Linked DNA regions of Homo sapiens: all the other regions are linked to region 4. The links are chromatin loops, found by intact Hi-C in ENCODE. Cell type or tissue: endothelial cell of umbilical vein. All regions are shown on one strand.

Region 1 (8,000 bases), 77 kb before region 4:
GAGGACTATCAATTGGAAATATGTCCCTGAGGAAAAAATGATATACCAGTTGATTGTGTGTTACCACTCAGATACACAGGCAACAGGCTTTTAGCCTGTGATAAAGGACCAGAGGTTAGTTCAGCTGAGCACTCTTCCAGCAGCCACCAGAGGGTTCTGAAACAGATTCCCCCTTGGCAAGGTTTCCCAAATGTCTAAATTACTAAATCAGTATGGGAGATCATCAGCTCTGTGACTGGTTAATATAGTTTTTCCCAAGAGCACTCCTTCTCTGACCGAGGAAATGCTGGAAATCGATGGGATAAGTAATGTCTGGGTGACTGCTTTAGGCTGGCTTTGTGTTTACATATTGAATTGATTTTCCTTGCTGTGTTTATAGTACAAGTTGTGCAAAGTGAGGAAGATTACTGTGGGAGTGAAGGGAATCCCTCACCTGGTGACTCATGATGCTCGAACCATCCGCTACCCAGATCCTGTCATCAAGGTGAACGATACTGTGCAGATTGATTTAGGGACTGGCAAGATAATCAACTTTATCAAATTTGATACAGGTAAGTTTTTTTTTTCCCTTGTGTTGTCTGCCACCTCCCTCTTTGTCTTTTCTTTTTCTTTCTATTTTATTCTTCTGTTTTGTCTGTACACCCATTATGATTAGAGAGAACTAAAACACATTTGGTTTTCTCTAAGAGCATATTGTGTCATGGTCTCTTGGGTTTGCAGTGGGTTCTTGATGTTGAGTAGAGGTGTGATGTCCCTTTGGGCTATCTCCAGTAGCCCAGCCTCATTCAAGAATGTAAACCATAGCTATGTAAACTCTGTGTCCATTCTGTTTGTCAGAAGAGGGGAACTTTGTTTTAAATGCGATAAAGTTTAGCTGTGTTCCTTGAGGTGAAGGGCTGAAGTTGTCCAGATAATCTTAAGCTAGTGATGAGAAAAAGATGTGTCTACAGCTTTGTTTCTCCTCCCTACACCTCAGGCTCTGACTCCTGACAGGTTTATACCCAAGTGCTTGCTAATACCTGATCAGCTAAGGAAGTAAAATATTTTGCCTGACTTGTTTTAACAGAAATTTTTAGACATGCAGAAACACTGAAAGAATAGGTCAGGGACAACAAACAATGGCAACTCCTTTTGTGCCATTCTTCAGTGACTTTTTTTCTGTTGCTTTTTTTGATTTTGTTCTGTTGCTTATCTGCCCTCCCTGTTTACCTGCTTATGGCACCCCCGCAGTCCTCACTTGGACTCTGATTTAAGACCTAGCCAAAGTCCTCAGTTGCCTTGGTGTTTGAACCTAGGCTGGCTGTCTTGAGTTGAGTACTCCACAGGCTAGGGTTGTCTGATTGTTTGACCACTATGACCTTGTACCTGTGCTGCCTGCACTTCTGTTATTTACTGTTGACCTGAAAATTTTAGCCAAGAATGTTTGTTTCTTCGCTGTGAAAGTTGAGAGGGCTTCCCATTAGGGGAAAATATTGAGAGGGGATATTAAACAGGATGTGTCATGCTTGTGATACCTAAACCTGTTGTTTGATTTCAGTGTGACCACAGAGATAACCAGATATCATGCACCTCCTAGTAATAGCAGGAAGTAATAGCAGGAATACTTACATTCAGGAAGTATTCTTGTCAAAGAATGAAGACAAACTTGGGTAAAGGGACAAAGGAAAAAATGTATATATTGGAACACACTTAAGAAACATTTGCGGAGTTACTTAGATTTTCGAGTGGCTTGTGAGAATATTTCAGGTTCTAATGATTTGGTACTGGCCATTTGTTTCTAAGTGATCCAGCGCAGGACTGCATAGGTAAAGATGAATCAAAGCTGGCCAGGAGTTTAAAAATGTTACGAAGCTGGAGAGTGGGTAGGTAGGAGCATCTTATGCTTGTCTCTCAAACGTTTGCATACCTTTGAGAATAATTTTTTTTTTAATTTTTTGAGATAGAGTCTTGCTCTGTCGCCCAGGCTGGAGTGCAGTGGCACGATCTTGGCTCACTGCAAGCTCCACCTCACAGGTTTGCGCCGTTTTCCTTCCTCAGCCTCCCAGGTAGCTGGGACTGCAGGTGCCTGCCACCATGCCCGGCTAATTTTTGTATTTTTAGTAAAGACGGGGTTTCACCATGTTAGCCAGGATGGTCTTGATCTCTTGACCTTGTGATCCGCCCACCTTGGCGCCCCAAAGTGCTGGAATTACAGGCGTGAGCCACCGTGCCCAGCCGAGAATAATTTTTAAAATGGATGTGGACTTCTTATCTCCAATGAAATGATATGTTGTATCTCATTTGTTTATTAAATCAAATTCCCAGTTAAAATTCAACAGATTTTTTTTTCTCCCCCACCTAACTTGTTTGTTTTTGTTTTGTTTTGTTTTTGGGGGAGTTTTGTTTCATTTTGCTTTCAGACAGTCTTGCTCTGTTGACCAGGCTGGTGTGCAGTGGTACAGTCTCGGCTCACTGCAACCTCCGCTTCCTGGGTTCAAGTGATTCTACTGCCTCAGCCTCCCAAGTAGAGACAGGGTTTCACCATGTTGGTCAGGCTGGTTTCAAACTTCTGACCTCAGGTGATCCACCTGCATCGGCCTCCCACAGTGCTGGGATTACAGGTGTGAGCGACCGCCCTGGCCCTAACTTTATTTGAAATATATATCCCTTTGTCTTACACAAACATGCTTGGTATTAATTTTTTTGCTTATTTGTTTATTACTTACTAGTTTACTTAGTTTAGTCCTGGGAGTGTACATAAAATAATCTCAGAATGACAAAGCCAATATTCCTAGTAACAAGAAACCCACTGAGTGAGGGCAAAGGTTTTTTTGTAGTTCTTGGTTTGTTTGGTTTTAAATGCTTAAATAATTTTTAATTGTGGTTTCAAAAAAAAAAAGATACGTCAGAGATTTACCACCTTAACCATTTTTAAGTGTACAGTTCGTTAGTGTTGTTAACTATATTCACATTCTTATGTGGCAGATCTCCAGAACTCTTTCATCTTGTTAAACTGAAACTATGTGCTTTAACCAACTTTGCCACTTTCTCCTTTCTACAACCTCTGACAACCACCATACCACTCTGCTTCTGTGAATTTGACTCTTTTGGGTGGTGTCTTAATAAGTGGAATTGATAGTGTTTGTCCTTTTCGACTAGTTAACTTTGCTTGGCGTCATGTCCTCAGGGTTCATCCATGTTGTGGCATGTGAAAGTATTTCTTTCCTCTTTTTTTGAAAGAGTTTCACTCTTGTCGCCCAGGCTGGAGTGCAGTGACTTTATCTCCGCTCACTGCAACCTCCATCTCCTGGTTTCGAGTGATTCTCCTACCTCAGCCTCCTGAGTAGCTAAGATTTCTGGCACCCATCACCACACTCAGCTGATTTTTGTATTTTTAGTAGAGATGGGGTTTCGCCATGTTGGCCAGGCTGGAGTCAAAACCCTTGACCTCAGGTGATCCACCCTCTTTGGCCTCCCAAAGTGCTGGGATTACAGGCGTGAGCCACCGCACTTGGCCAGTATTTCCTTCCTCTTTCTAAGGCAGAGTAATACTCAGTTGGGTGTGTATACCACATTTTGTTTATCCATTCCTCTGTGGATGGACATTTGGGTTGTCTCCACCTCTTGGCTACTGTGAGTAATGCTGCTGGGGACACAGCGGTGCAGACAACTCTTCCAGATCCTGCTGGATGTTTTTGTATACACACTTAGAAGTGGCATTGCTGGATGAGATAGTTTTGAAATTTTTGAGAAACCATTGTGCGGTTTTTTTATAGCAGCCTTGCCATTTTACATTCTTACCAACAGTGTAGAAGAATTTCAGTTTCTTCACATTCCTTCCCACACTTTGCTGTTGTTTGCTTTTTATATATTTTCTTTTTTTTTTTCTCGTGGCTATCCTGGTAGGTATGAGGTCATATCTCATTATTATTTTTTTAAATTTGGAGTTCTGTGATGAGTAGAGATGTTGAACATCTTTTTGAGTGTTTGTATGTCTTTGGAGAAAGGTTTTATTCATGTCCTTTGTCCAGTATTTAGCTAGGTTGTTTCTGGTATTGTGGAGTTGTAGGACATCTTTAGATAGTATCAGATGTAAGATTTGTGGATGTTTTTTCCCATTCCATAGGTTGCCTTTTCACCCTTACTGATTGTTTCTTTTGGTTGGCAGGCATTTTTAAATTTGTCAGGTTTTGCTTTTGGTGTCATGTCCAGGAAATTATATCTCTTATGTCATGAAGCTTGTGGTCTCTGTGTTTGTCTTTGGAGCTTTACAGTTCAAGGCCTTACGTTTAATCTGTTTAGAGCTGGTTTTTGTATATGGTGTAATGTAAGGTATTCTCATGTTGTTTCTTTACATGGGGACGTAGATTTACCAGCACCACTTGTTGAAGTGACTGTCTTTTCTCCATTGAGAGGTCTGGGCACCCTTGTTGAAGATCATTTGGCCATATATGCTTGGGTTTATTTCTGGGCTCTATTTTCTTCCTTTGGTCTGTTTGCCTGTCTTTTATGCCAGTATCACACTGTTGAATTACTGTCATTTTGTATTTTGTTTTCAAATTAGGAAGTGTGTTATCCAAGTGAGTCAACCATGCTCAACTTCGGTTTTGTCAGTTTTTGTTAATCTGTTTTAAAATATCAACCCTTAGTTTTTTTTCTTTTTTCTTACTGTTTTTTTCTTTTATGTCTGCTCTGGTCTTATTTAATTTTCTTCCTTCTGCCAACCTTGGGTTTATTCTGTTTTTCTAGTTCCTTGTAATGTAGTTAGGCTATTCATTTGAGGTCTTTCTTCTGTTGTAACATAAGCATTTTTGAGCTGCCTTGTCTTGTGTGACAATTTTTGACTTATAGTCTATTTTGTCTGACCCAAGTTTGGTCACCCCTGCTCTCTTTTGCTTACTATTTGCCTGGAACATCAACTTCAGCACTTCACTTTCAGCCTGTGTGTGTCGTTAAATCTGAAACCGGTCTTTTGTTAACAGCATATAGTTGTAACTTGACTGGTTGGTTGGCTGGTTTTATTCATTTAGCTAGTCTGTGTCCTTAGATTGGGGTGAGGAGTTAATCTGTTTTACAGTCAAAATAGTTGCTGTTAAGGAAGGCATTAGTTAGTATAGCTCTGTTGTTAATTATTTTCAGTATGTTCTGTAGCTATTTTATACCTATTTTTTCTCCCTTATTACCTGCCTTTTTGTGCTCTGCTGCTCTTTACTTTTTATAGTGACAAAAAATAAAAGAACACTTTGAATCCTTTCTGATTTTGTGTGTCTTCCATGGTTATTTTCTTTGTGGTTACCAAGGGGATTACATAAATTATCTTAAAGTGAAAACAGTCTGTTTTCAACTGTTACCTTCAGTTGCATCTCCATATCCCCTCAGACAAATTTTGTTATTGATGGCACACATGAATGTTTTTCTATTGTGTATCCTTTTACCATTGGTTTATGGTTATTGATGTGCTTTTGTGTTTTAAGTTCTATACCAGACTTAAAAGTGATTTATACACCTTTGTGATCTAGGATTCTCTATTTGTCTGTATATTTACCTTTATCAGAAAGCTTTATATTTTCTTTCTTTCTTTCTTTTTTTCATATGGTTTTGTGTCTGACATCCTTTTGTTTCATCCTGAAGTGCTTTTCTTCAGCATTTCTCGTAAGGCCAGCCTAGTGGCTTTTGCTTACCTTGGAAGGTCTTATTTTTTCTTTCATTTTGAAAGTTATGGTATTCTTGTGAGGACTAAACCCTGATGATTATCTTACCCAAATCCCTATCTAAGGGATCTGGAGAGTTACGCCCTACAAATGAGCATGACTCATCATCAGATGGGTTTTATTTAACCCTATATTTCATGACTTACTTTCCAGTCTGACTCTGGGATAACATTACGAGACAATGAAGAAAATAAAAATATTTTACCCCAAAACATGTTTGCCATATTTTGAAATGGACTTGCAAAGCTGCTCTTCGTGGGAGTGGAGGAGAAATCTGCATCTGTAAAGAATCTCTATTAAAATAGATAAATCTTTTTCTTCCAGACCCTCCCAATCCTAAAGAGATAAACTAAAATCTGAATAAGAAACATTGGTCATTTATTGTCTCTAAGGGCAACCACTTCCCTAAGACTTCAGAAGAACTTCAGTCTCCATCATCTTTTATCTTAACCTGAGCATTCCCTTTCCCTTCTTACCAATCCCAGGCAAACTCAACCGTCAACCAGAAAATGTTTAAATTCACCAATAGACTGGACCTGATAACCCCCCAACCCTGCCCTTTCTTGACCAAACCAGTGTATTTCTTAAATGTATTTGATTGATGCCTCATGCCTCTCTAAAATGTATAAAACCAAGCTGTGCCCTGACCACCTTGGTTACATGTTCTCAGGGCCTCCTCTTGAGGGTTGTGTCATGGGCCATGGTCGCTCATATTTGGCTCTTTTATAGTTAGACTCTTCGTTGTCACTTGGTTTAAGCACTTTGAATATGTCATCCCACTGTCTTCTGGATTGCAGAGTTATAGCTTATCTAGCAAGAGCTCCCTTGTAAATGATGAGTCACTTTTTACTTGCTGCTTCCAAGATTCTTTCTTTGTGACTCTTGAGAGTTTGATTATATTGTCTCTTGATGCTTTGGGCTTATCCTAGTTGGAGTTCAGCTTCTTGAATTTGTATGTCCATCTTCTTTCACACAACTGGGGAGTTTGGGCCATTATTCTCTTCTAGTAGGCTTTTTGCCCCTCCCTGTCTTTCCCCCAAATCCTGTTCTCATTTTCTCTGTTTCTGTCTTTTCTCCTTCTAGGACTCTTGTAGTTTGTATATTGTTCCTCTTGATGGTGTCTGCTACTCCCTCTCTTAGGCTCACCTTTATTTTTCTTTTTTCCTTTTTGCGCCTCTGACTTGTTAATTTCAGTGGCCTGTCTTCAAGTTTGCAGATTCTTTCTGGACCTGTGATTTTTAAATTCTGTTCAATTGTATTCAGTTCCAGAGTTTGATCCTTTTTTGTGGGTTTCCTTTACATTGTTGATAATTCTCATGTTGTTTATGGGTTGTTTTTCTGATTTTGTTTGTAGCTGTTTCCTTAGTTTGATATGCATCTTTAAGATGGTTAGCTTGAATTTTTTGTCTGGTAACTCATACATCATCGTTTCTTTAGGCTTATTTTTCTAAAGAAAAACAGCCATCTCTTCCAGTCTTCCCTATGTATCTTCATACAGGGAGTATGACCTTCACCAGTCAGCCAGGCTAGAGGTTTTGGGAATCTCATCTCAGGGCTTGCATGTGTACTTTCTTGGCTGTGCTTCTCTGAAGCCCCTAACCTCTTGCTTTGCCTGATGCCTGTCTGTGGTACTATGGCCTCTCTGCTGTTGTAACAACTGTCTCATATACCCTGCTCCACCCCCATCCCTGTATGTCTTTTTTTTTTTTTTTTTTTTTTTTTGAGCTGGAGTTTCATTCTTGTTGCCTAGGCTGGACTGCAGTGGTGACATCTCTGCTCACTGCAACCTCTGCCTTTTGGATTGAAGCGATTTTCCTGCCTCATCCTCCGAGTAGCTGGGGTTACAGGCATGTGCCACCATGCCCGGCTAATTTTGTACTTTTAGTAGAGACGGGATTTCTCCATGTTGGTCAGGCTGGTCTTGAACTCCCAACCTCAGGTGATCCTCCCACCTCAGCCTCCCAAAGTGATGGGATTACAGGCATAAGCCACAGTGCCTGGCAATTTTTGTAATTTTTCGTAGAGACAGGGTTGTCTCATCATGTTAGCCAGGCTAGTGTTGAATTCCTGACCTCAGGTGATCTGCCTGCCTTGGCCTCCAAAAATGCAAGGATTACTGGCATGAGCCACCGTGCCTGGCATTTTTTTTTTTTTTTTTCCAAGACAAGAGTCTTGCTTTGTCACCCAGGCTGGAGTGCAGTGGCATGATTTCGGCTCACGGCAACCCCTGTCTCTGAGGTTTAAGCATTCTCTTGCTTCAGCCTCCCAAGTAGCTGGGATTATAGGTGTGTGCCACCATGCCTAGCTGTG
Region 2 (8,000 bases), 67 kb after region 4:
CTGCAGAGGTAGTTTAAACAGGGTTCAGTACAATGAAACCGTAAGGTGGTCGTGGATAGTTATAGCATGATGGGAGAAAATAATCCTACATGTGCACACCTAGCCATATCAGCTGCCTTTTTTTTCTTGGTTCATTATTTTTTTCATACTCTTTTTTTTAGTTAGCAGCAGGCTTTTGATCACTTTGGCATATTAGATTTGTGGATAGTATTCATTTGAAAATGTATAATGTGGGAAAAAGGTATAAACATGAATACTCTTCAGTATGTTGTTTTATAAATATGAGAATTGAGGCTGCCAGTTAAAGTCACATAGTGGTTGATATTGTAGTAAAGCCACATTCTTTATTTCCCCCAACTTTGGACCTTCTCACCGATTATTTTTATCTGACACTTAGAAGCAAATTACTTTACGTCGACAATATTACACATGTATACCGTGAAAGCTGTCAGATTAAAAATGGAGTCCCTAATGTTAAAAAAAAATTCCTAACAAATGGAGCCAGGAAAGGCCAGGAATATAGGTACTTGTATGCCTGATAGCAAAGAAGACTCTACAAAACTCTACAACCTTGCACAATGTCCATCACAAACTATTAGTCCATTTAAGTGGTCTTATTTAAACTAATTTCAAGCCCGTTTAAACTACTATGCAGAATTCTGGATACCAGGATTTAAAGGTTATTGGACCAAGTGATTGTTAGTATCACTATTAGTCTGTTCTCATATTGCTATAAAGAAATGTCTGAGACTGGGTAATTTATAAAGAACAGAGGTTTAATTGGTTCACAGTTCTCCAGGCTGCACAGGAAGCATGGAAACATGTGCTTCTGGGGAGGCCTCAGGGAGCTTTAACTCATGGCAGAAGGCAAAGCAGATACAAGTGTCTCACATGGCTGGAGCAGGATCCAGAGAGAGAGGGGAAAGTGGCACACACTTTTAAACAACCATATCACAGGAGAGCTCACTATCAGAATGACAGCACCAAAGGGGGATTGTGAGCAACTGCCCCCATGATCCAATCACCCCCAAAAAGGGCCCTTGCTTCAATACTGAAGATTTCAATTCAGTGTGAGATTTGGGTGGGAACACAGATCGGAACCATATCACAAACTTACAAAAAAAATTTCCACAAAAAAATTTCCACAAGACATCTGCCAACAACTGCCTATTCAACCTCAGACTAGCATTATGTTTGTTACTTTTCTTTCTGACTTACCCACACACCTGTGTTACTGATCTTTGTAGCCAGGGATAGTTATTTCATAACAGTTATGTAATCCTCCTCATTTACTACTTTAAAGCTCCTTTGTCTTCCTTTACTGCTCTGAATGTGCACCTAGTTTACTATAGCTTGTGCATTGCTTGCAATTTTCCTTTTCCAAATAAACACCTTTTCTTTTAAAGAGTCTCTGTGTTTGTTTTTTTAGGTTTACACTACAATATGTTGCGTTTTAGATCATTGGTAAATAGTACACAGAAATTCTGCAAAAAAGGAAAAGTTGAATTTGAACTCCTGGCTTCAAGTGATCCGTCTGCCTTGGCCTCCGAAAGTGCTGGGATTACAGTGTGAGCCACTGTGCCAGAGGTGCCTATCTAAATTGCTGCTATTTAACAGCGTACTGGAAATTTAAGGCAGGTCAATTGGCAAGGAAAAAATAACAGGCATCTAAATTGTAAAAGATTAATGAAATCATCTTAATTTGCTAATGACGTAAACCTTTATGTTGAAAACATAAAGATTACACAAAAAAATACACAAACTGTTAGACATTCAGTACATACAAATAAGTCATATTTTCATATATTGGCACTGAATAATCTGAAAAGGAAATTAAGAAAATAATCCTATTTAAAATAGAATCCAAAAGAATAAAATACTTCAGAATATCTTTTTTTTGAAATGGAGTTTTGCTGTTGTTGCCCAGGCTGGCGTGCAATAGCACAATCTTGGCTCACTGCAACCTCTGCCTCCTGGGTTCAAGCAATTCTCCTCCCTCGAGAGAATCTGGGATTAGCTGGGATTATAGGCATGTGCCACCACGACCAGCTAATTTTGTTTTTTAGTAAAGACAGAGTTTCTCCATGTTGGTGACTCCAGTCTCAAGCTCCCGACCTCAGGTCATCTGCCCACCTTGACCTCCCGAAGTGCTGGGATTACAGGTTTAAGCCACTACACCCAGCAAAATAAAAAATATGTAAGCTGGACAAAATTAGAAACTTCTGAATACCTAAAAACACTACCAACAGAGTGAAAAGGCAATCCACAAATAGGGAAAATATCTGTCAATCATATATCTGATAAGAAACTAATATCCAGAATATATAAATAACTCCTACAACTCAACAAGAAAAACCAATTAAAAATAGGCTAAGGGTTTGAATGGACATTTCTCACCAAAGAAGATATACAAATCATCAATAAGCACATGAAAAGATTCTCAACATCATTGTCCATTAGGGAAATGCAGATTAAAGCTACAACGAGATACCATTTCATACAAATTAATACTTACTTTTAAGAGCAAATAAGTGTTGGGAAAAATGTGGAGAAAATGGATATTATGAATTGCTAGTGAAAGTACAAAATGGTGCAGCTGATGTGGAAAATGATTCAGCAATTCCAAGATTACATATATACCCCAAATAATTGAAAGCCTGGCTCACAGATATTTGGACATAAATATTTATGGCAAGAGTATGCACAACTGCAAAAGGTGGAAACAATTCACATTTCCATTAAGAGATGAACGGATAAACAAAATATGAAATATACTTAAAATGGAATGTTATTCAGCCTTAAAATAGAATACAATTCTGACATATGCTACAACTGGACTTACAGTAAAAACAGTGTTAAGTAAAATAAGCCAGACATAAAAGAACAAATACAGCATGATTCTGTCTATATGAAGTCCCTGGAATAGTCAAATTCAGGGAGACAGTATGTAGATGATGGTTGACAGGACTGTGGGGAGGGGAAAATAGGGAGAAGTTGTTTTAATAGGTATAGCATTTCTGTTTTACAAGATAAAGTTCTAGAAACAGGTTACATCAACAATGTGAAGGCATTTAAAAGTACTGAATTGTACACTTAAAAATGATTATCGTGGAAAATTTTATGTTATGAGCAGTTCATCATAATAATAATTTAAAAAGGCCCAATTTTCTTTCTAAGTAGATTAATGATGAAAAATACCAGGCAATGGAATTATTTAGGAGGACTCTGCTGCTATAAGAGTTTCTTGTTACTTTGTTTCTGTTTCCTAGTACTGGCTGTTAGCTTTGAGACTGACTTTTGCACTCCAACAGTTAGAATTAGTCATAATGACTTTCTGGTATCAGCTAGACACTCACCTTTAGCCTCACTTAGGGTTTCCAAGATGAATCTGTCCATAGGTTTAGATTCACTCCCTCTGCTTCCAACTTTGTTCTGCTGGACTCTTCTACTGTGAAGGTAAAGCTTGTTGTTTCTTGCTCATGAAGCAGGAAATATAAGAAAAACAAGTAAAAAGAAAAACAAGTCCTTCCCTGACCAGGCTGACTCACTCCAAAGTCCAGCTACAGCTGTGATAACATTACCTGCAAGGCCAGGTAGGGGCCCTGAAGAAATGGGTTCCAAAAACAGGGACAAGAGAAACAAGTTCTTATCAGTGTCTTCCTGAAATTCTCTACCCATGCCATCATTCTTTGTTCTGCTTGTATAACTATTTTTGTAACTATTTCTGCAAGTTTGCAAGGATTTTGTAAGGTCCTGTTTTTCCCATCTGTGCAGGATGGCAAAGGTCACAAGACATGCCTGAGTTACAAGACCTGTCACAGTTTAACTGCGTTTGTTCTGCTTCTGTAAGCTTGCTTTCCCCACCCCACAAGTTTTGCACCACAGGCCAACACCCTTTGGTCACATGAATAAAAGTCAAGCCCTTTCTTTGCTCATTGCTCAGCCTCTGGGTATTAATCTGCTGAGCTGGTGGCCACCTAAATACAATCGTCCTGTTCCCCTCATTGGTCTCTCCGGTCTCCTGATTCCAGCCACATTTTGGTGAGCCAGCCAGGAGTGAAGACGACAGGTTTGCTGTCTCCTTTGCCTGTGGGTCTGGGGCCCCAGCCTGGGGGAGACCCGTGACTCCAGGCATGCTATCAGGACAACTTCAACCCGAGGGGAGATCAGCTCTCCCGCAACCTGGTGCCGCTCTCTGACAGCACAACAGAACCTAAGGGGCTACAGGATGATTCAAGGAACAGTGTGCTACAGGACCTCGGTAAGGTTTGGGCCCGAGGCAAGACCTGTCCCATGACAGAAGGGGAGCCTCATCACCTCCCAGGGTATACCTAGTAATATGACCCAGGATGCAAGAGTGGCTCGCAAATTTGGAAGAAACCTACACCCCAACCAACCCAGGACACAAAAGTGGCTTGCTAAGTCAGTTAAGAAACGAAACCGGGAGTGGGGAGGTGTGTGAATGTGTGTGAAACAGACGATTCCAAAAGGAACCAACGTGGGGAATGGTGTGTGTGGAGCCACAGGTCTCTTAGCATAGACTGTATGCTAGGGAGGTGCCCCACAGTTTAGTGATTGTGGTGGTCTGGGTTTGGGACTCAAACCCTCCTTTAAAGCTTAGCAGTGTCTGAAATACTCCTGTGAGGGAGACAGTCTAATCGGTCTGAAGTGAAAGTAAAACAGTGAGTGAATTGTGCTGTAAATGGGAGGAAATGGGAGGGAAGTTGTTGAAACCCACCCCATTAGAATGCATGTTAAACAACTTTAAGAAAGATTATGTGGGGGATTATGGGATCAAGTTGACCCCCAGAGGTTGAGAACTGTCTGTGAAATAGAGTGGTCCTCTTTCAGTATTGGATGGCCGGCCGAAGGAACTATAGATGGGGAAATAATTGGCTGTGTATTTAAGGTGGTGACTGAGGTCGGAGGACAGCCTGGACTTCCAGGCCAATTTCCTTATATTGACTCACGGCTGAATATAATTCAAACTCGACCTGTATGGCTAGAGCCCTGCCTGGCAGCTTATTGCAGAACACTGGTAGCTCGAGCTGAGCCAAAAGTGAAAGAGAATTCAGCTTTACTGTCAGCTACAAACAGAAAGGAAAAACCACAAGAAAAACCAGTTTTGCAGGAACCACCAGCGGAAATAGAAACCCCTCTCCCCTATGCACCAATCTATCCACCTTTACCAAGCCTGGCCCAATAGCAGCCAGACTCAGATGATGATACACCTCAGGCTAACCCCAAAGTGTGAAATCTGAGCCCTTGCCCCAGGAGGTCAAGGAGGAAGGTCAAAATGATCAAGCAGGCCGCCTTTAATCTGGCTGCAAGAGCTTTGCAGATGCCTCTCTGAGAAACTTGGGGACCCATGTATTATGATGAACAGGGCCAGGTCCAAGGGTGGGCAACCAACTTTCATTTATCACCCTTTTTCAACTATTGATCTCCTAAACTGGAAACACCATACTCCCTCCTACATGGAGAAGCCCCAAGCTCTCACAAAATCTGATGCAGTCTATTTTTGAGACACACAATCCAACTTGGCCAGACTGCAAACAGCTTTTCCTGATGCTGTTCAACACCAAGGAATGCTGAAGGGTGACCTAGGTAGCCCACCAGTGGCTAGAAAACAATGCACTGGAAGGCACCCTTAATGTCCTGGCATATGCACAGGGCCAGTTCCCAGAAGCAGACCCGCACTGGGACCCAAACAAGGAAGCCCAACTACAGCAACTGCAGAGGTACCAAGAGGCACTCCTGCAAGTTTTGAGAAAAGGAGAGAAAAAGGCATTCAATATGGGAAACATTTCAGAGGTGCTTCAGAGAGCAGATGAAAGCTGTAGCCAGTTTTATGAGAGACTCTATGAGGCCTTCCAGCTTTGCAGTCCATTTGACCCTGAGGCTACTGAGAACCAGTGCATGGTAAACGCAGTGTTTGTAGGGCAAACCCAGGGAGACATCAGGCGAAAGCTGCAAAAGCTAGAGTGTTTCACTGGCATGAATGTCACTCAGGTTTTAGAAGTGGCCACCAAGGTGTACACTAACTGTGAGGAGGAGACTCAGGGAAAAGGCCAATTTGCTGGTGGCAGCACTTATGGAAAGGGGGGCGAATGTCCCAAGACGAAGTGGATGTAGGTGCGGACAAGGAAGAGGTCAAATCAGGCAAAGACCCGAGGATCAGGCAGCACTAGATAGGGACCAGTGTGTGGGGTGCAAGAAGAAAGGACACTGGAAGAATGAATGTCCAGAGGGTGATGAGGGAGAGGTGGAAGTAGGGGCCTAAGGGGCCATAACTTTAAGCCTGCCACCATCCTGAATATATGGTGTTAACTCTTGATGTCCCACAGGTGGAAGAATGGAGGCTGTATGCAGAAGGGTTGTCAAAGCTGGGGCTAGATGAGCTGTATGGGTGCCTAGTAAAATTCGTAGAGTGTGGGCTGAAGATAATGCCCCTACCCTCGCTGTGAACCAGATACAAAAGATAGTAGAACTAAAATCAGGAGAAACACTGGTTCGGTTTCGTTATTACCCACTTCCCTGAGAAGCAATACATGGCATTCAAGGGCATTTGAAGTGGCAATTAGAACACAGGATCTTGGCCCGATGACAGTCACTGTAGAACACTCTCCTTTTGCCAGTGCAGAAACTGGGGACTAATGAATATAGACTGGTGCAGGACCTACCTGTTGCAAACCAAGCCCCTGAGGATTCAGGAAGTGGAAGCTACACATAGCTTACTGGCTGCAAAGCTAAGGAAAAGTGGAGCACATGAACTGGACACTCCAGCAGCTATTAAAGAAATATTGCCAAGAAACACATCTAAGATGGGATCAGATCCTGCCCATGGTCCTCCTCTGAATCAGGTGCACTTGCACCAAACTGGGTATTCGCCCTATGAGATCTTGTTCGGCCGGCCACTCCCAATCATAGGTCAAATTAAGGGTGATCTCTGTGAGCTAGGAGAATTGTCCTTAAGAAGGCAAATGCAGGCCTTAGGGAAAGCCATGCAAGAAGTCCATGGCTGGGTATGGGAAAGAACAGCCATAGGACTAACAAGATCAGGGAGAAGAAAAACAAGTTCTTTTCAATCTCTCCCTGAAATTCTCTCCCCATGCCATCATTCTTTGTTCTGCTTGTATAACTATTTTTGTAACTACTTCTGCAAGTTTGCAAGGATTTTGTAAGGTCCTGTTTTTCCCATCTGTGCAGGATGGCAAAGGTCACAAGACATGCCTGAGTTACAAGACCTGTCACAGTTTGATTAACTGCGTTTGTTCTGCTTCTGTAAGCTTGCTTTCCCCACCCCACAAGTTTTGCACCACAGGCCAACACCCTTTGGTCTCATGAATAAAAGTCAAGCCCTTTCTTTGTTCATTGCTCAGCCTCTGGGTATTAATCTGCTGAGCTGGTGGCCACCTAAATACAATCGTCCTGTTCCCCTCACTGGTCTCTCCAGTGTCCTGATTCCCACAACAGTGTCCTGATTCCCACAACACTGACAATCAAGGCAACATAATGCTGTTGACTGAAGGCATGTCCTAATTATAAACCTTTATTGTCAGGGTATCCAACTATAAACCTTTATTGTCAGAGTATCCAACTGTTAAAAAACTTAAAAAATCCCAGGCAAACCAGGAAGAGCTGGCTTTCCTAGCCAGCTTGCACCATCTTATCCAAGTATCTGTTGCAATATGCTAGGAATTAATGAAAGTTTTTATGAAAATTTCTACATCTCCTTGGCCTGATATAAGATATCCCATTGATCCCTATTTCCCTCTGGATCATGACTTTTCTCTAATTGGCCACTTATTGGGATGGGCAGGTGGTGGCCATTGGTCACTTAGTTTGGCTGCTCAGAATCTAAAATTCCCTATATTTCAGGAATTCCTCAAGTTATATGGCAGAGTGTATCACCTTTCTTTGTAGAACCTCAGCATACTAGGTTCCCTTACAATTGGAGTGGTGGTATCTAACCAGGCTCTGCCAATCAGTGCTTGTAC
Region 3 (8,000 bases), 94 kb before region 4:
TTCCCCTACCTGTGCATCCCCCAATCTTAGAGTCAGATGTCTCTGACCTTAGGAGTGTACAAGTGCCAGTTGCATGTTTTCCCTCCAGAGGGAGGGAGGAAGAGTTTTTATTTCTACAAGCGGTTACAGGGAGAAGGCCTGGAAATTATTGCCAGGCCGACTCAAAATTACAAAGTTTTCCAGAGCTTCTATAGCTTCTAAGCTCTATATCTACATGTAAGTGTGCATTCATCTAAAGACATATGTGAATACTTCTTTTAATCTACAAGCAAGGTCTGAGTCCTGAAGACTTTCCTCTGGAGTCTCCGTAAATTTGCTTAATCTCAGTGGGTGCAGGTGCTGGGATGATTATACTTGTCACCTGCTAAATCATAAAGGTTTGAGAAGTTCCTTCAGACCCCCTAAGAAACTTTTTTGTGAAGGCCTGAAGAGTTTCTTCAGATCCCCAGTAAAACTTGTTTAATCATGCTTTTAAGGTTCAGGAAAGGCCTGGGGAAAACTCTTGGTGGACTTTTGTTGCATTCCAGCCTTTGTATAAGGACACTGGCTTTTTCAGCTTTTAATATTTAACTTAACCCATCAGTCAGTGCTGAAACAGTTGTTATAGAGGCCTGTGTTAGTGAGACCTGGCCTGCCACATTACCACATCCCTTAGCCTGTTTGGCTAAGGCTCTTTCAACACACTTAGGCCATGTGAAAAGTGAAAACGCATGCCTGGCACAGAATAAGTGCTCAGTAAACACATCAATTTGCTTACTGTTTGGAAGGAAGCTTTATCACCCAATCCCTGATTTAAGGTAGGAGTGTATATTGCCAAGTAGTTTGTTACATTTTCTTACACCTTGATTATTTTGAAATTATGCATATGGCACTACTCAACTAAGAGAGTGTGAAAGGAAAAATAAATGTTGGAACCCCCAAATCACTACGAGGCCAAAGAGAAAAGTCAAGCTGGGAACTGTGGCAGGCAAACCTGAGATGAGAATAAGACAAAGCTAAAAAAAAAAGCTACATAGGGCCGGGAGCGGTGGCTCATGCCTGTAATCCCAGCACTTTCGGAGGCTGAGACGGGTGCATCACGAGGTCAGGTGATCAAGACCATCCTGGCTAACGTGGTGAAACCCCGTCTCTACTAAAAATACAAAAAAATATATATATATATATTAGCCAGGCATGGTGGTGGGCGCCTGTAGTAACAGCAACTTGGGAGGCGGAGGCAGGAGAATGGCGTGAACCTGGGAGGCGAGCTTGCAGTGAGCTGAGATCGTGCCACTGCACTCCAGCCTGGGTGACAGAGAAAGACTCTGTCTCAGGAAAAAAAAAAAAAAAAGCTACATAGATTCCTCACAATTGCCCCAAAAGAGAAATTCATTGTGGACCTCAAGGTCTTTTTTTTGAGACAGAGTCTGGCTCTGCTACCCAGGCTGGAGTGCAGTGTCGCGATCTCGGCTCACTGCAACCTCTGCCTCACACATTCAAGCGATTCTCCTGCCTCAGCCTCCCGAGTAGCTGGGACTACAGGCACGTGCCACCATGCCTGGCTACTTTTTTGTATTTTCAGTAGAGACAGCGTTTCACCGTGTTAGCCAGGATCGTCTTGATCTCCTGAGCTCGTGATCTGCCCGCCTCTACTATGAGCTTTCATTTTTGTCACTGCAGGAAAGGCTTGACTGCTGGCATCCTTATAATTTGATAAGGCCATGATTTCCCATGCTTCCCATTCCATGAACGTTAATGATAGGAACTGGAAGCTGGGTTCGTTTTTTGTTCTTAGCCAGTTGAGTAGGATAACGGGAGAATAAGAAAAGAAGGTTTACATCTCCTGCAACATTTGCAAGTCTACTCTGAGCTGCATCACACATAGGAATCAGGGACCACACCTGGAACAGATTAAAAAAAAAAAAAAGGTCCTTCCCCCTTCTGGACAGGACAATTATTCCTATTCACTCCTTGGCATTCAGGTAACACAAGAGAGTGATCCTAGCTAATTGCCCTCAATTTCCAAGGAACTACAGGGAAACAGCCACTGAAAGACCAAAAAAGAAAAGAAAAAAAAAATTATAAAAGACCCAGATACCTTAAACAAACTGAGCAGTGGTGATTTGGTGCCTCCACACGGAAACTCCTAGATTCACTGCCCACAGCCAGAAACCTGCAGTTGCCTCTGTGTTTAGGCACTGCCCACCAAGGGTCTCAAATTGGAAAGCGCAGAGGTTCTACGCCCAGCCATGCACCTCAAGATCTTTACTCCAAAGCAGTTCTGTTTAATTTCACCCTGGCGACCTACATTGGTAGCTCATCTTCACAGGTGCAAGACAGAAAGTCCTCCATGTGCACATCTGCAACAAATGCCTATCTCATTGTTTCCTCTGCTACACTGTTTATGTAAAAATACAGACTCACTGAGCCAGACTATGAAAGTAATTGACTATTCCTCTACCCTTCCTGTTTTTTTTTTTTTTTTTTGACAGAGTTTCCAAAGCGATTCTCCTGCCTCAGCCTCCTGAGTAGCTGGGATTACAGGCATGTGCCAACACGCCCAGATAATTTTTGCATTTTTAGTAGAAACAGGGTTTCTCCATGTTGGTCAGGCTGGTCTTGAACTCCCAACCTCAGGTGATCCATCTGCCTCAGCTTCCAAAAGTGCTGGGATTACAGGTGTGAGCTGCCACACCCGGCCTCTACCTTTCCTGTTACAGTTAAATTGTGTATTTAGTGAAAGGCTGATCAGAGACCCAAAATAATGCAACCATTTGTCTCTTACGACATCAAACTCTACCTTCCCACTGCCCCAGCCCCCCACCAAGCCACCCCAATGTCCTGCACCATGTACATCTTACATCTTGCCTTCCTAAAATGTATGAAACCAACCTGTGCACTGGCCGAGAGAGAGAGAGAGAGAGAGAGAGAGAGAGAGAGAGAGAGAGAGAATAACCAGAAAGGAACACAAGGAAACTTTTGGAGGTGATGGAGATGTTCATTACCTCGATTGTGATGGTGGTATCGTGGATTTACGCCTATGTCCATACTCATCAAATTGTACACATTAAGGAAGTGCAGCTTCATTTGACTGGTTGTTTTTTTGTTTTAATTTAATTTAATTTAGTTTATTTTGAGACGGAGTCTTGCTCTGTCACCCAGGCTGGAGTGCAGTGGCGCGATCTCGGCTCACTGCAAGCTCCGCCTCCCGGGTTCACGCCATTCTCCTGCCTCAGCCTCCCGAGTAGCTGGGACTACAGGCGCCCGCCACCACGCCCGGCTAATTTTTTGTATTTTTATTTTTAGTAGAGACGAGGTTTCACCGTGTTAGCCAGGATGGTCTCGATCTCCTGACCTCGTGATCCGCCCACCTCGGCCTCCCAAAGAGCTGGGATTACAGAAGTGAGCCACCGTGCCCGGCCTGGCTGGTTGTTTTTTGTATATCAATTCTGTCAGGCGGACGCGCGTGAAAAATTCCAATGGAAGCTGTGACCACACACACGCCTGCGCAGTACAACTTACATAGCGGACTTCACTCTCTTAAAAGTGAATTGTTTTGCAGGTTTTACGACATGGACAGAGCTGTGCAGCCATCATCACGAGCTAATCCAAAGCAAGGTATTCGACTTAAAATTCAAATGCCATGAAACCTATCCTTTCAATGTTTACGGTACAGACGATTTTAGTACTTTCCCAAACCTATGAAATTGGCCCCAATCCTGAACAAGGAATGATTTGTCTCTGAAACAAATCATGATTTTGCAATCACAGCATGTCACAGTCACAAGGAATCATATAGGTTATTTCTCACGATTGGCATTTTTTTTTAAGGCTCCTAAATCGTGCTGTTTCAGGACTTTTGCTAAATATTTTGAAGGTCGGCGAAAGATAAGTTTAAGAGTGTAAACTGCGTCCTCCCAGCTCAGCCAACTTGACGGGGGGTAGGCACAACAAAAAGTCCTGCGGCATAACTGACACCTGTAAATCAGTATCAGAAACTGAAAATGCTAAGAAATTCAGTTCCAGGATATGAACTCTACAGCGGAAGAATAAGAAACCGGAACTAAACTTCTCACTCATCTGACTTCCTGCGGTTTACGACAACAGACTTTGGTTGCACCGGAAAAGAACAGATTCTCTTCCGTCGCAGAGTTTCGCCATGGTAAGACCGATAGTTCCTAACTCCTAGTATATCTGCCTCCATCATTTGAAAAAGGGCCGTTCTACCTTGGCGATGTTTCACTTTTCGGTCGCCCCTACTTGGTGGGTGGGAATGCTGCTGGTGCTGCTTCAGGAAACCCGATTTGGAGAGGGGAGGTCTGAGAAGAGTGTGTCTCGTTGTGCTCGGTCTGGGGGCCGTCACGTGAGTCCATCCTTGACGCAGCCCGGCAGTGGCTTTTTACCCGGATTAGCTTATTTTCACACGTTGAAGCAGCCTCAGATTCGCTTGGAGAGCACTGTGGACGCTCTCTTGACGGATGCTAGGGAGACCCGCCAAGTTTTCAAAGGTCTGTGCTTTGCGTGGTCTCTTCTGGGGTCTGGCAGGAAGTAATATTTGTTCAAAACGGGGCTTGAGTATGGGCTGGGCGATCTTTTCTCCTTGAGTCAGGTATTACCCGTTAGCAGTTCCTACAGCTGAAGATGAGGGCATTTCACTGTCAGCGGAAACTAATTTCTCTGAGTTTCGTGTCCTTTTCAGGCCCGGGGCCCCAAGAAGCACTTAAAGCGTGTTGCAGCGCCGAAGCATTGGATGCTTGACAAACTAACGGGTGTATTTGTGAGTATAACTTTGTTTTTTGTGGTTTTTTTTTGTTTTTTTTAGTCAAGAGTGCATGCTAAATACCTGTGGCTCGGTATTTCTTGGGGGCGGCGTTTGCTTGTTTGTTATGTGGGATTTTCGTTGGTAAAGACTTCCCGCACCCTGAACTTGTCCTTGCACTTTTCTGTGCAACAAAGGGCCAGGATGTCACGTCCCGATGGTTTCCTTTGCTCTTTTAGCTCGCCACTTCAGAGGGCACTTCCTGAGCCCAGAGCTGGGTGGGTTAATGAATGTGTCCAATTCCACATAAGAAAGGAGTTCAGTGACAGTCCGCTGAGTCCCCCATTAATAATCAAATGCGTTTAATTTAAAGTTACCCCTTGTTTTAGAGGGTGGAGTAGCTGCTTTTTACGTTGAGCCCGAGTTACTGGTTTAATAGTAAAGGCTACAGGAGCCCACGAAACAAGGGCAAGAAGTTGTGTGAGAAAGTCTGGAGGCTCTTGAACCCAACCTTGAAGACCTGGCAGGATGAGGGCAGTATACTCAGAGGCACAGTAGGCAAGCATCTCACAAGGAGACTAGGCAATTTCCACATTGATGGTGTGGTCACACTAGGAGAGAGTGGTTAAAACTGTAAAGTCTTGGTCTTCTGAGACAGAGAGGAGCCAGTGTGAAGAAGACAGAATCGAGGCGCTTAAGATGCCAAGGGTTTTTTGAGCAGGAATAAATGTGGTAAGAGACTATATTTAGCTCTGAGGGTCTCCATTTAGGAGGCACTTAGTAACTAACTTGATTTGGCCTCTTCTTGGTACAGTTTGAACTCTGAACACTGAGTAGTAGAAACTTGTCTTCCTTGTTCTGATATTTTCAGAGAGAACATAGGCAGTGTGTTGGCTGGGGACCTGGATTTGCAACCTGTCCCTGTCAGTTTCTGCTTCCAAGTGCTACCTCTGCTACTGTCACCTACTATTTGACCTCCCTGGATGGGCCATTGTTTTCTCTATTGTTAAGTGGATGAGCAAGGCACTCTTTAAGAAGACTTGCTGGGAACTTGGTCCCTTAGTCTTGTGGGTTCCTCTCCTTTTCCCTGTGACATTGATGAAAGTGTGTGGTTAATGATCGCGAGTCCGTTTTAAGAGAGACAAAGCTAGAGAGGGATCTGTAGAAGCAGCTTGAACGGTCTCCATTGGAAGAGATTCTTGTGTGATCCAAACTTAAAAGGTAATTGGGGAGTGGTGTTCAAGACAGACCTTGAGACTTTTATATGTACTGGTAGCAGATATCCTAAGGACAGTATAACACCAAAACTGCGAGAGTATAGGTTACAGGATTTGTTGCGGTGTGAATTTGATGACACTTAAGCCGGCAAGCAGCCAAGAGAGGAGGAACGCACATTGGGTATTACAGGGTGGTCCTGCAACATCGGCAGGGCTTGTGTGGAACTTTGAAGCCTGGCATGGTGAGAGAGTAGTAGAATATGTCTTCATAAGGTTTTGGGTAAAGCGTAAGCTACACTTGAGATACATGGGATGTAGTGTTGTGTTCAAGGGAGGTTTGAAGAAGGAGTATGAGTGGCAGTGGTGCTTGGGGCAGGGCAAAATGGGGAGATGGTTGTGAGGCTAGATTTGGGGAAGGAAGGGGCACAAAATGAGATTTCCATGGTTGGGGATATGACCTTCCTAACAAGACAGACCTCTAAACTAATAAAATAATTGCCCTCTTGTATTCCTCTTCCCCACAACAAGTTAAGTTCAGCTGAACTTATGCAGAACTAAAGTACGTCATCTGCTCAATCTGGTTACATAAGGAGTGGATCTTCTTAGATTAGGTTACCTTTCCTTGTCTTCTACAGGCACCTCGTCCATCGACAGGTCCCCACAAGCTGAGGGAATGTCTTCCTCTGATCGTCTTCCTCAGGAATAGACTCAAGTATGCGTTGACTGGAGATGAGGTAAAGAAGATATGTATGCAACGTTTCATCAAAATTGATGGCAAGGTTCGAGTGGATGTCACATACCCTGCTGGATTCATGGGTAAGGAAAGAGTTCTTTGTTTTGTTTTGAAGAAGGAACAGGTTGAGAGAAGGACAAGATGTAGGGCTCTCATGTTGCCAGTGATAAAACTGGACACTGAACTTCAGATTTCTGCAGAAGTTACTGCTGGTCCTTTCAGAAGGAGAATGAGGGATAGGGAGAGGAGTGGCAAGGCTCAAGTGAAAAGCTGGAAAGGGGTTGATAATGTAAATGGGATGAGGCCAGCAGTGGCTGCATGCTGGCGGATTATCAAAGTTAGGCTCCTACCTTCCCGGCAGAGACTGGGAGACAGAGGAGCTGTCCTTAGGTGTTGGCTGGAACAAACAGTAAATTCTTTTGGCAGCCTTGAGTTTTCTCAGGCAGGCATTTTGAGGCAGACTGGGCTCATCTTGAGCTTTTAGAAGCTGTGTTAGTGTTGAGGTCTTCATAGGTCAAGGTTGAAGCTTAGCCAAGAAGAGGGCTCAGAGGAAACTGGCTAACGATTGGTCAAGGAGAGAATCTTTGTCAGTGAACAGGGTTTTGGCTCTGTCTTCCCACTTCGTTGATGACTTAACTATTCTGGATCTCCAAGGATGGATTTGCAGCTTTTTTTGGCGGGGAGGGTGGAGGAGGGGCAGAAGGGTCACACACCTCTAGGGAAAAAGTGTACCAAGAGGGAAGGTAGGGAAAGGTAAGGAATTCTGACCTAGTGCTTTGTTCACCCTTTTCATGGTGAAAGGCTCAGTACAGCTTTTTAGCCTAGCATTGTCCAGAAAGCAGGGGGATGATTACTTTGTCAGGTGTGGATGCTACCGAGTGGATGGGGTTCCAGGCCGGACATTCCTAGGATCCAGCCACTGAGTTAGAAAAGACAGACCTTCCTTTTCTTACTTTCCTTCCTTCCTCTTTTTTTTTTTTAGCATTTTGCTTTGTTTCTCAAAACCCCAAATCCTGAGTGAGGCAGGACTCCTGATAAGCGAAGTCATGGAGGGCGTAAATGGGGCCAGGACATTGATTGGGCAGCCTGCTGAGCCTGGAGCCTTGCTTGCTTAAATGTGAGGTCTGCTTGTTCATTTGGTTTCCTGGTATTTGTGGGTGTGCTCATGTATGTTTTCTCCTCAGGATCCTGAGTGCGTTAACCCAGCACACAGTCTCAAGCAGCTATTGCACAAGAACATAGGAAGCAATAGAGCAGCCATAAATGTATTCACTTTCTTTTGTTGGATGACATGTATTGGGAGAGGAGCAGG
Region 4 (8,000 bases):
AACAACAACAAAAAACTATTTCCATATAACCATAAATACTGCCTCTTGCATTCTTATTTTTCCACAGGTGTACAGTGGAGTTTTCTGGAGGCTACATGACATGTGATAAGAAAACAGACTGAAAAAGGGAATACATCTATAAAGAGAAAATTGCTATCACTGTTTTTGGTTGGGAAAAACATTTGTATGAGATAAACATGTTATTCTTTTCATAATCAGACATTCTTCTCACAAGTGTTGGTTCTCTACCATTCCTCAAAGGTGATAATTTTTTGAAATATGTTATTGTGGATTCATGATTTTGGATATATCCAATGGGTTTAAGTGCATTGCAATAAAATGGTATTTTGATACTCATCATTAGCCAGTACAAGCCTCTTCAAACTGGATCACAACGTTTTTTGACACACCCTAGTAATGATGTATTTTGCATGTGAGAAATAAGATGCATTTTGAGCGACCAGAGGGTAGAGTATTTTGGGCTGAAATGTGTCCTTCCCCAGATTATAACTCCAAGTACCTCCAACTGTGCCTGCATTTGCAGAGAGGTAATTAAGGTAAAATGAGGTCATATGGGTGAACTCTAATCCAATATGACTAGTGTCCTTACAAGAGAGTCAGACATAGACACAGAGCGAAGATCAGGTGAAGATAGTGATAAGGCTGCCATCACTAAAAGCCAAGTAGAAAGGCCTTGGAATAAATCAAACTTGTCAATACTTTGATCTTGGACTTGGGGCTCTGAAATTGTGAGAAAATGAATTTTCTTTTGGTTAAACCACTCAGTGTGGTATTTTCTTATGGCCTCCATAGCAGCCTAATACACTTAGTTCTATAAAACTTTTTGAGAAGTTTTAGATACGATGTCTTTAAATTTTGGTTCCATAAAGCTTTTTGAGACATTTTAGATAACATGCTTTTACATTTTGGTGTATGAATTAATTCTATACTATTGAAGTGTCTCTGTTTTCTCAAAAACTAGTATAATCTTTTTTTGTAAATTCCTTCTTAGTGATGGGAAGTAAAATTCTTTTTTTTATTTTTCTGCTTCATCTTCTTTTGGAAAAAGATATAAAGACCTTGTACTGTGTCTTGCTTATGCAATTGTAGCTACTTTACGCAATTGTAGCTACTTTATTAAAACCTCGATCTTTGTGAGCTGGTTAGTTACTTTCAAAGCTGAGACACATTAGCAACTGTGAACAACAGGTACATTTTATCAGTAATAAAAGTTTATTTGCTTTGCAGCCAGTTATTTTGTATTCACAATATACTTTTGAAATATTATCTCATCATTGTCCCTATATAAATTTTCCCTCTGTTGTGTTTCTTTGAGAAGGTAAAAAGATGTAAATATAGTTGACTTCATCTGTAGTCATTTATAATCTTTCTTGGACTGTAATAAAGACTTTTCTTATATGACAACTAAAATTAGACCATCCTTTCCTTGTCTCTCACCAAAAGTTAACATTATGAATGAAAAGTAATGTCAAAAGCTGTTTAGTTTATCTGAACTACCTCTGATCTTTCAGATTAGGAAACATCTTTTTTCCTTTATATTCCTTAGCTGTTCTTTCTGAAGTGCTTTATATATTGGTAATTTTTTATAATAATACTAGGATTTTTGATAAGCATGTAAGTATTAACAATAATGTTTACTTTGTTTTTTGTGTTCTGACCATGTTGCTTACAGTTGACATGAGACCCCATTCTTGACATACCATAAGGACATTAAATGAAGGCCTTTGGAAAATATTTGATTTACAGCTGTAATCCCAGTGCTTTGGGAGGCCATGGCTGTTACACTGAACTAGAGAGTTCAAGGCTGAGTGAGCTACGAAGGTGCCACTGCACTCCAGCCTGCGTGGCAGAGCCAGGTACCATCTCTAAAAACTTGAACGTTATCAGTATTTTGAAATTATGTTAATTACATATGAAATTAGGCTAGTTTTTTTTACTGAAAAACATAATGTAAAAATACTTTTCTTTCCTCAAAATACATTGTCTTAACTTGATGAAAATTTCTCAAACAAGATTTTATTTATTTAAATACAAGATCTTGCTCTGTCATAAAGGCTGGAGTGTGGTATCACAATCATAGCCCAAACAAATGGGCTTAAGCCTCCCATAGCTGGGACTACAGGCGTGTTCCACCACACCCAGCACTTTTCAATTTTTTTGTACAGATGGATCGCCCTATTTTCCAGGCTTGTCTCCAACTATCAGTTGAGCACAAGCTGATTTTATCTCAGCCTTCCAAAGTGTTTTGGAATTACAGGGGTGAGCCGCCTCTCATTTATCATTTTTGAAACAAAAGGTAACGACTTGAGAAAACAAGGTCAAACCAATGGTTTGAAAAGAGAATTGCTATCCAGCACTTAACTCATTATATCAACTATGTACCACTGGTTTTCCTTTCGTAAAGCATTTTATGATTTTTAGGTTTCTCAGTTAAGGACAAGATGATTTCTGAGTTTTAAAAATAGGTATGCTAGAAAACTGAAATACCTGGCCTCTACATTTAGAGATTACCGGCTCTGGCCCACAGGCTGCAGTGCAGTGGCTTGATCACAGCTGTCCGCCTGTATCTGCTGGCCTCAAGCGATACTCCAGCCTTGTCCTCCCAAAGCGCTCAGAGGTGAGCGACCGCGATAGGCATGTTTAACTTTTTAGTAGCAACTTTTAAACACAGTTTGGGTACCTAGTTTAATGGGAAATTAGAGTGCATTAAAACGTAAAGTAATGAAAACGCACAATACACGTTTTTGGAGTTCATCAGTACTATCTGTTTAATCAAATGCATTTTCCTCTCAGTCTCTAAAGCCTTTTTAAACTTTAAGAGGATAAATAATTTTGTAAGAAGACAATCCCAAAACCAATTGTTAGTTTACATTTATTAAAGGGTGTGCATAATTCATTGTTCATGAGACAATTACACAAAACTGACATTTCAAGGATGCCAAAAGATGAAACACTGCCATAAAGAACACACACTAGACATTACAAATCTTGGTCAAAATACCTACGTTAACGCAAAAAAAAAAATCAATTGGCTCAGTAATTGATTAGGATAATCCTCCCCTCCTCTTGCCTGTACACTGTGGCAAGTCCATTTACTTTCTTTTTTTTTTTTTTTAAAGCCAACAAAGGAGACAGTGGGGAATGCTATATGTCTGTATCTGCTTTCCTCCTCAACCCTAGGAATAAAGTAAACACGTTTACTGAGGGCGGGGGTCTAAGGGCCTGCAACAATGAGATCTGTCGCCTTGGCTAGGACTGGCGCCGAGAGGCGATAGGTCTCGGGAGAGCCTGGCGCAGGGTGTGGGAGATTAGGAATCCCAGGTCCACCGGAGATGGCAGGGGGTGGCCTGGCCCGGTGCGGGGCCGCTTGCCTGCACGCAACCAACTAAGGCGGTGGTGCGCAAGTAGTGGTGACGGCGGGCGCGCGGAGAAAAGGAACGTTGTGACGGAAACTCCAGCTGCCGGAGACCCCACCGCAGTGAGGTCACTGGACTCCCCGGACTCGGGGCGTGACCGGCGCCGACCCGGGGCGCCGAGAGGCCCACCGGGCGGAGGGGGCCCAACTACCATCCCGCATTTTCCTGGGTCTCTCTCCCGGGCGGTGACGTGACGTGCTGACGGCGGGCCCGTGCCGGGGAGCTGGGCCGCTTTTTGTCAGCTCCGAACTCGGCCCCTCCTCCCTCCCTCCGCCCGCCCTACCAGCCGGAGCCCGGCCCAGTGCTCCAGAGAAAGGCCGTCCTGCAGCACCCGCCGCTGTCGCCGACCGCCCGCACATCCGTCGGGTGAGTCCCGCGTGCCCCCGCGGCCGCGGGGCCTAGTGCGCGCGCAGTAACCTGTTTGTGGCCTGGTCGGCGTCCCGTAGGGCGCCCTCCCGCGCTAGGCCGGCCGGCGTGGCGCTCGGCGCCGAACAGGCCCCGAGGAGGCCGCAGTTAGGCCTAGTGATTATCCAGTTGCCCTGAGCGGCTGCGGAGGTGCGCTCCATAAGCGGGCAGGGTGGGAAAAGTTCGCCCGTTTGTCCGGAAGGCAGTTGATGGACCTGGGGTCGACACCACTGCGGACGCAGGGCACGGCACGGGGGCGAGAAGGCGAAGGCTGCAGGCGTGAGGTGAAGGCCGGAGGCCTGCTGGGCCTATTTTCGCTATGTAAATGTCCGCGAAGGGGAGGAGGGACGGGGGGGCAAGATGGCGGCTGCTAGGCGCCTGCTGCTGGGGAGTATTGAGAGTGTTGTCGGGAGGCGGAGCCGCCATCTTGAAGGCGGTATCTGGAAAAAAAATTCGGTTATGATCCTTGAGGCGGGGATGGGGAAAAGGACGGCGGCGGCGGCGGCAGCGCAGCCTCCGGCGCGACGGCGTGTCTGCGCAACAGGGCGTGCTCGTTCCCTTGGCGGCCCTTGCCTTTGTCGCCATATGCGCGCGTACGTTCCAGACGCCTGCGGCAGCGCCACCTTTCGGCCTTCCCCTCACAGCCCATCCTTGGCTGGGTGCAGTGTCGGCTACGCTTTAGGTGACATGCCGCAGGCGTCCGTTCGGGCGCCGGGGTCATTTCGCCCCTCAGCGCTCCCGGCTCTGTGCCCTTCCGAGAGTCTACAGCCACCCGTTTCAGCAGGTGGCAATTCGGGCATCTAGGCTCACGAGAGCACATAAATTCCAGAAAATTTTATTTTCCCCTAATTAAAGTCATTATGTGGCTGTTCGGGGACCTTCGATGCGCTTATTTTTCAACCATCATTGCCTCTTCGAGGATCTGCAAAATAGAACTGGAATTTATTATGAAAAAGTTATTAGGCACTCGTCCAATAGACAGTACAGTACAAATTATACAGCACGAGGGCAGAGGAATAAAATTTCCCCAAGGCGACTTTTCCCATTTATGTGGAAACACTTTTTTGATGAGCTGTATTTAAACGAGCGAGCTTTTTTTTAGTCCGTGTACTTTTTTTGAGTAAGAGATGGAAAATAGGCAGAAGAGGTATTTTTCTTTTTGAAAGACAATTCATGCATTACTTGTAGGTTCATATACCCATGATGACATTGAGATTTTATTTGAAATTTCTTATACAGTTTCATCTTCAAAATACTTTTGTTAGCATTTTGTACAACTTTGCTGGAAAATTGGAGCACAGTAATGTGAGCGTTGGACAGTGCTAGGTGCTAAGAAAGATTTAAAAGGCTCTTAATGCAGAACGTGACTGCAAAAAGTTTGCTGCGGGCATTTCACAGGAAGGCGAGGTTTCAGTTTGCAAAATTGGGAATCCTGAAGTAGATGGGGTTTAGCTAGGGTGAGGAATGGGAGTAGGAGAGGTCATTACAAGAATGAAATGTCTGTAGAAGATGCAAATATTTACGGTTTTGCTGGAGTGGATAATATAGATAGGAAAGGGATTCAAATTTAGGCTGTAAAAAGTAGATTTTGAAATACATTGGTGGCACACCTCAGTTTATGCTGAGCTCTGGCTGCAGCTGTTACAAAAGTTTAAAGGTTGAGAAGGATTGAGAGCTAGTATAAATTGATAAGTGTTTTCGTTACTGGATGGATGATCAAGAAGGTAGCTGTTTTTTGGCCAGGTGCGGTGACTCACGCCTGTAATCCCACCACTTTGGGAGGCCGAAGTGCGCGGATCACCCGAGGTCAGGAGTTCGAATCCAGCTCGAGACCAGCTGGAGACCGACATAGCGAAACCCCGTCTCTACTAAAAATACAAAAAAACTAGCAAGGCATGACGGCGCGCGCCTGTAATCCCAGGTACTTTGAAGGCGGAGGTTGCAGTGAGTCGATATCGTACCACTGCACTCCAGCCTGGGGAACAAGAGTGAGAGTCTGTCTCAAAAAAAAAAAAAAAAAAAAAAGAATGTGGCTATTTTTTGAATTAGTCTCTACTAGACTGCTGCTTCGTTTTTGCATCGAAAGTTTACCAAATAATCTTTTGCTCCTATTTAAAATTGTAAGCAAAATTGTATTTACTGTGGTTGAAAATTACAAAAGTACAGGAAATCAGTTTGAGAGGTATGTTTAGAAAAGCAGTTTTCAGAAATGCAGTAGCCTTCAGGTGGCTTTATGAAACTTTGCCCTTCTTCTTGGTGAAGGTAAGCAAGCTTTAAAATTCGCTGTTCACTTTATATGTGAGGGTCCTAGATGCAGTAGTTTCAGAGAACATGTATAGCAGCACTTGCTTCCTAGACTTTTACTAAATAAAACGCAGGTTTTGAGTCTTCCCAGACTGCAGCAGATCACAACGCTGATGATTCAAAGAAGTCTGAAGGGAACTAGAGATTGCTGTTTTACAAAAGTGTCTGGCAGTATATTGCAGGAGGTAGTCAAAGCAACATTTTTTTTTTTTTTTTGAGGCAGAGTCTCGCTCTGTCGCCCAGGCTGGAGTGCAGTGGCGCGATCTCGGCTCACTGCAAGCTCCGCCTCCCGGGTTCACGCCTTTCTCCTGCCTCAGCCTTCCAAGTAGCTGGGACTACAGGCGCCCGCCACCACGCCGGGCTAATTTTTTTTTTTTTTTTTTTTTTTTTTTTTTTTTTTTAGTAGAAACGGGATTTCACGGTGTTAGCCAGGATGGTCTCCATCTCCTAACCTCGTGATGTACCCGCCTCGGCCTACCAAAGTGCTGGGATTACAGGCGTGAGCCACCGCGCCCGGCCGTCAAAACAAATTTTTAATGCAATCTAGTTGTCGACTTGCTAAGGGGTCAGCATAAACTGTAGAGGTAGTTGCCTTATATCTTGACAGCTGAAGAGCTGTAAAGAAGATAGAACTGTATCTTGTACAGTACAGCAGCTGTAGATGTTCCAGTACATCAGCAGTGGATGTGCAAAAAGAACATAGGCAAGTGTATAGTTTTAAAGGATTTATAAGGAAATTGTTAAGTATAAAATATTTTTTTGCCTGATAGGATAGACCTTGATGATCTGCTAGCCAATTTCTTTTTTTTGAGACGGAGTCTTGTTCTGTCACCTGACTGGTGTGCATTGTTGCTGTCAGCTCACTGCCACCTCCGCCTCCTGGGTTCAAGCGATTCTCCTGCCTCAGCCTTCCAAGTAGCTGGGACTACAGGTGTGTGCCACCATACCCAGGTAATTTTTCTAGTTTTCGTAGAAATGGGGTTTCGCCATGTTGGTCAGGCTGGTCTCGACCTCCTGACCTCAGATGATCCATCCACCTTGGCCTCCTAAAGTGCTGGGATTACAGGCGTGAACCACGGTGCCCGACCTCTGGTAGCCAATTATCTTGGATGAATGAGTTGTTAGTTTTTAATTTATGTGTATTTATATTCAAATAGATGCCCCTTAACTTTCTTTCAAAAAGCATACAGTGCTTATATATATATATATATATATATATATATATATATATATAAATAAATAACTCTGTTTACATTTGTATTGTCACTAATTGATATCCTTTGAATTGTTGCATTTATGCATTCTGGCAATTGCAAACCTTTTTAGATTCTTAAATTCTTCAACCCCTGCATATTACTTCATTACTTAATTGAGAAAGATAGATGACTATATGATACATATGTTTGATCTCATTCATTTCATGCTTTTTCTTTATTTCTTCCTACACTTTCTTTTGCCGATGGAAGAAGTGCTGCTTTCAACGTCCATTTTCTCTGCTTACCCTTTTCCCTGCTCTCTGCCTGCCCCTTCCTATAAATATTCATAGGTATGCTCGTTTTACAAAAACCTTATCTGTTTTCTCTTTAGTTTCACTAGTCCTTCTATTTCTATTCTTCCCGCTTCTAAATCTGGTATTACTCAACGTGTGAAACGGTTCCACAGCAGGTAATTGGTGTGTCACATGAAAGTGTACTGCATTTCAGAAACTCTCTGTGCTTTCTTTGTCTGCTCTGGTCGTTTTCCTAACCTAAATGTGGAATTTAACTTGAGATTAATTACTTGTTTTCTCCAAACTTCTTCCCTGCATCACTGTCTCTTATTTTCACTCATCAAATTTGTCATCTAGCATTTACA

Evidence for each region. A loop is a pair of places that touch in the nucleus more often than their neighbours do. Peaks named below come from ENCODE experiments on the same cell type or tissue, not always from the same donor. Only the 100,000 strongest peaks of a DNase experiment are listed, where the experiment ranks them.
Region 1: a loop joins it to region 4, with 4 times the contacts of the local background. A loop is called at or near these places in 25 of 110 quality-filtered maps.
Region 2: it touches region 4 in a loop (2.6-fold over the local background); 14 of 110 quality-filtered maps call a loop at or near these places.
Region 3: it touches region 4 in a loop (4-fold over the local background); 22 of 110 quality-filtered maps call a loop at or near these places.

The regions. Positions count from the first base shown.
Region 1 is chrY:2,854,221-2,862,220 of GRCh38, forward strand. It overlaps RPS4Y1 (ribosomal protein S4 Y-linked 1), which reads left to right. Exons shown (of 7, transcript NM_001008.4): 5 at 380-551. Among named protein-coding and RNA genes, the nearest start is that of RPS4Y1, 17 kb to the left of the region's middle. In endothelial cell of umbilical vein, a CTCF peak has its summit at 3,585; no DNase peak of the experiment used is centred here.
Region 2 is chrY:2,998,957-3,006,956 of GRCh38, forward strand. It overlaps ZFY-AS1 (ZFY antisense RNA 1), which reads right to left and starts at 3,670. Exons shown (of 3, transcript NR_144458.1): 1 at 3,357-3,670. LINC00278 (long intergenic non-protein coding RNA 278) reads left to right here and starts at 4,040. Exons shown (of 4, transcript NR_046502.1): 1 at 4,040-4,261. In endothelial cell of umbilical vein, no CTCF peak of the experiment used is centred here; DNase peaks (open chromatin) are centred at 3,465, 4,505, 4,685 and 4,945; H3K4me3 peaks cover 818 bases; H3K27ac peaks cover 1,158 bases.
Region 3 is chrY:2,837,487-2,845,486 of GRCh38, forward strand. It overlaps RPS4Y1 (ribosomal protein S4 Y-linked 1), which reads left to right and starts at 4,116. Exons shown (of 7, transcript NM_001008.4): 1 at 4,116-4,141; 2 at 4,679-4,756; 3 at 6,591-6,771. The coding sequence starts at 4,139. In endothelial cell of umbilical vein, no CTCF peak of the experiment used is centred here; a DNase peak (open chromatin) is centred at 4,205; H3K4me3 peaks cover 1,512 bases; H3K27ac peaks cover 1,120 bases.
Region 4 is chrY:2,931,644-2,939,643 of GRCh38, forward strand. It overlaps ZFY (zinc finger protein Y-linked), which reads left to right and starts at 3,738. Exons shown (of 8, transcript NM_003411.4): 1 at 3,738-4,126. In endothelial cell of umbilical vein, a CTCF peak has its summit at 4,482 (motif pointing left); DNase peaks (open chromatin) are centred at 3,268 and 4,338; H3K4me3 peaks cover 2,474 bases; H3K27ac peaks cover 2,344 bases.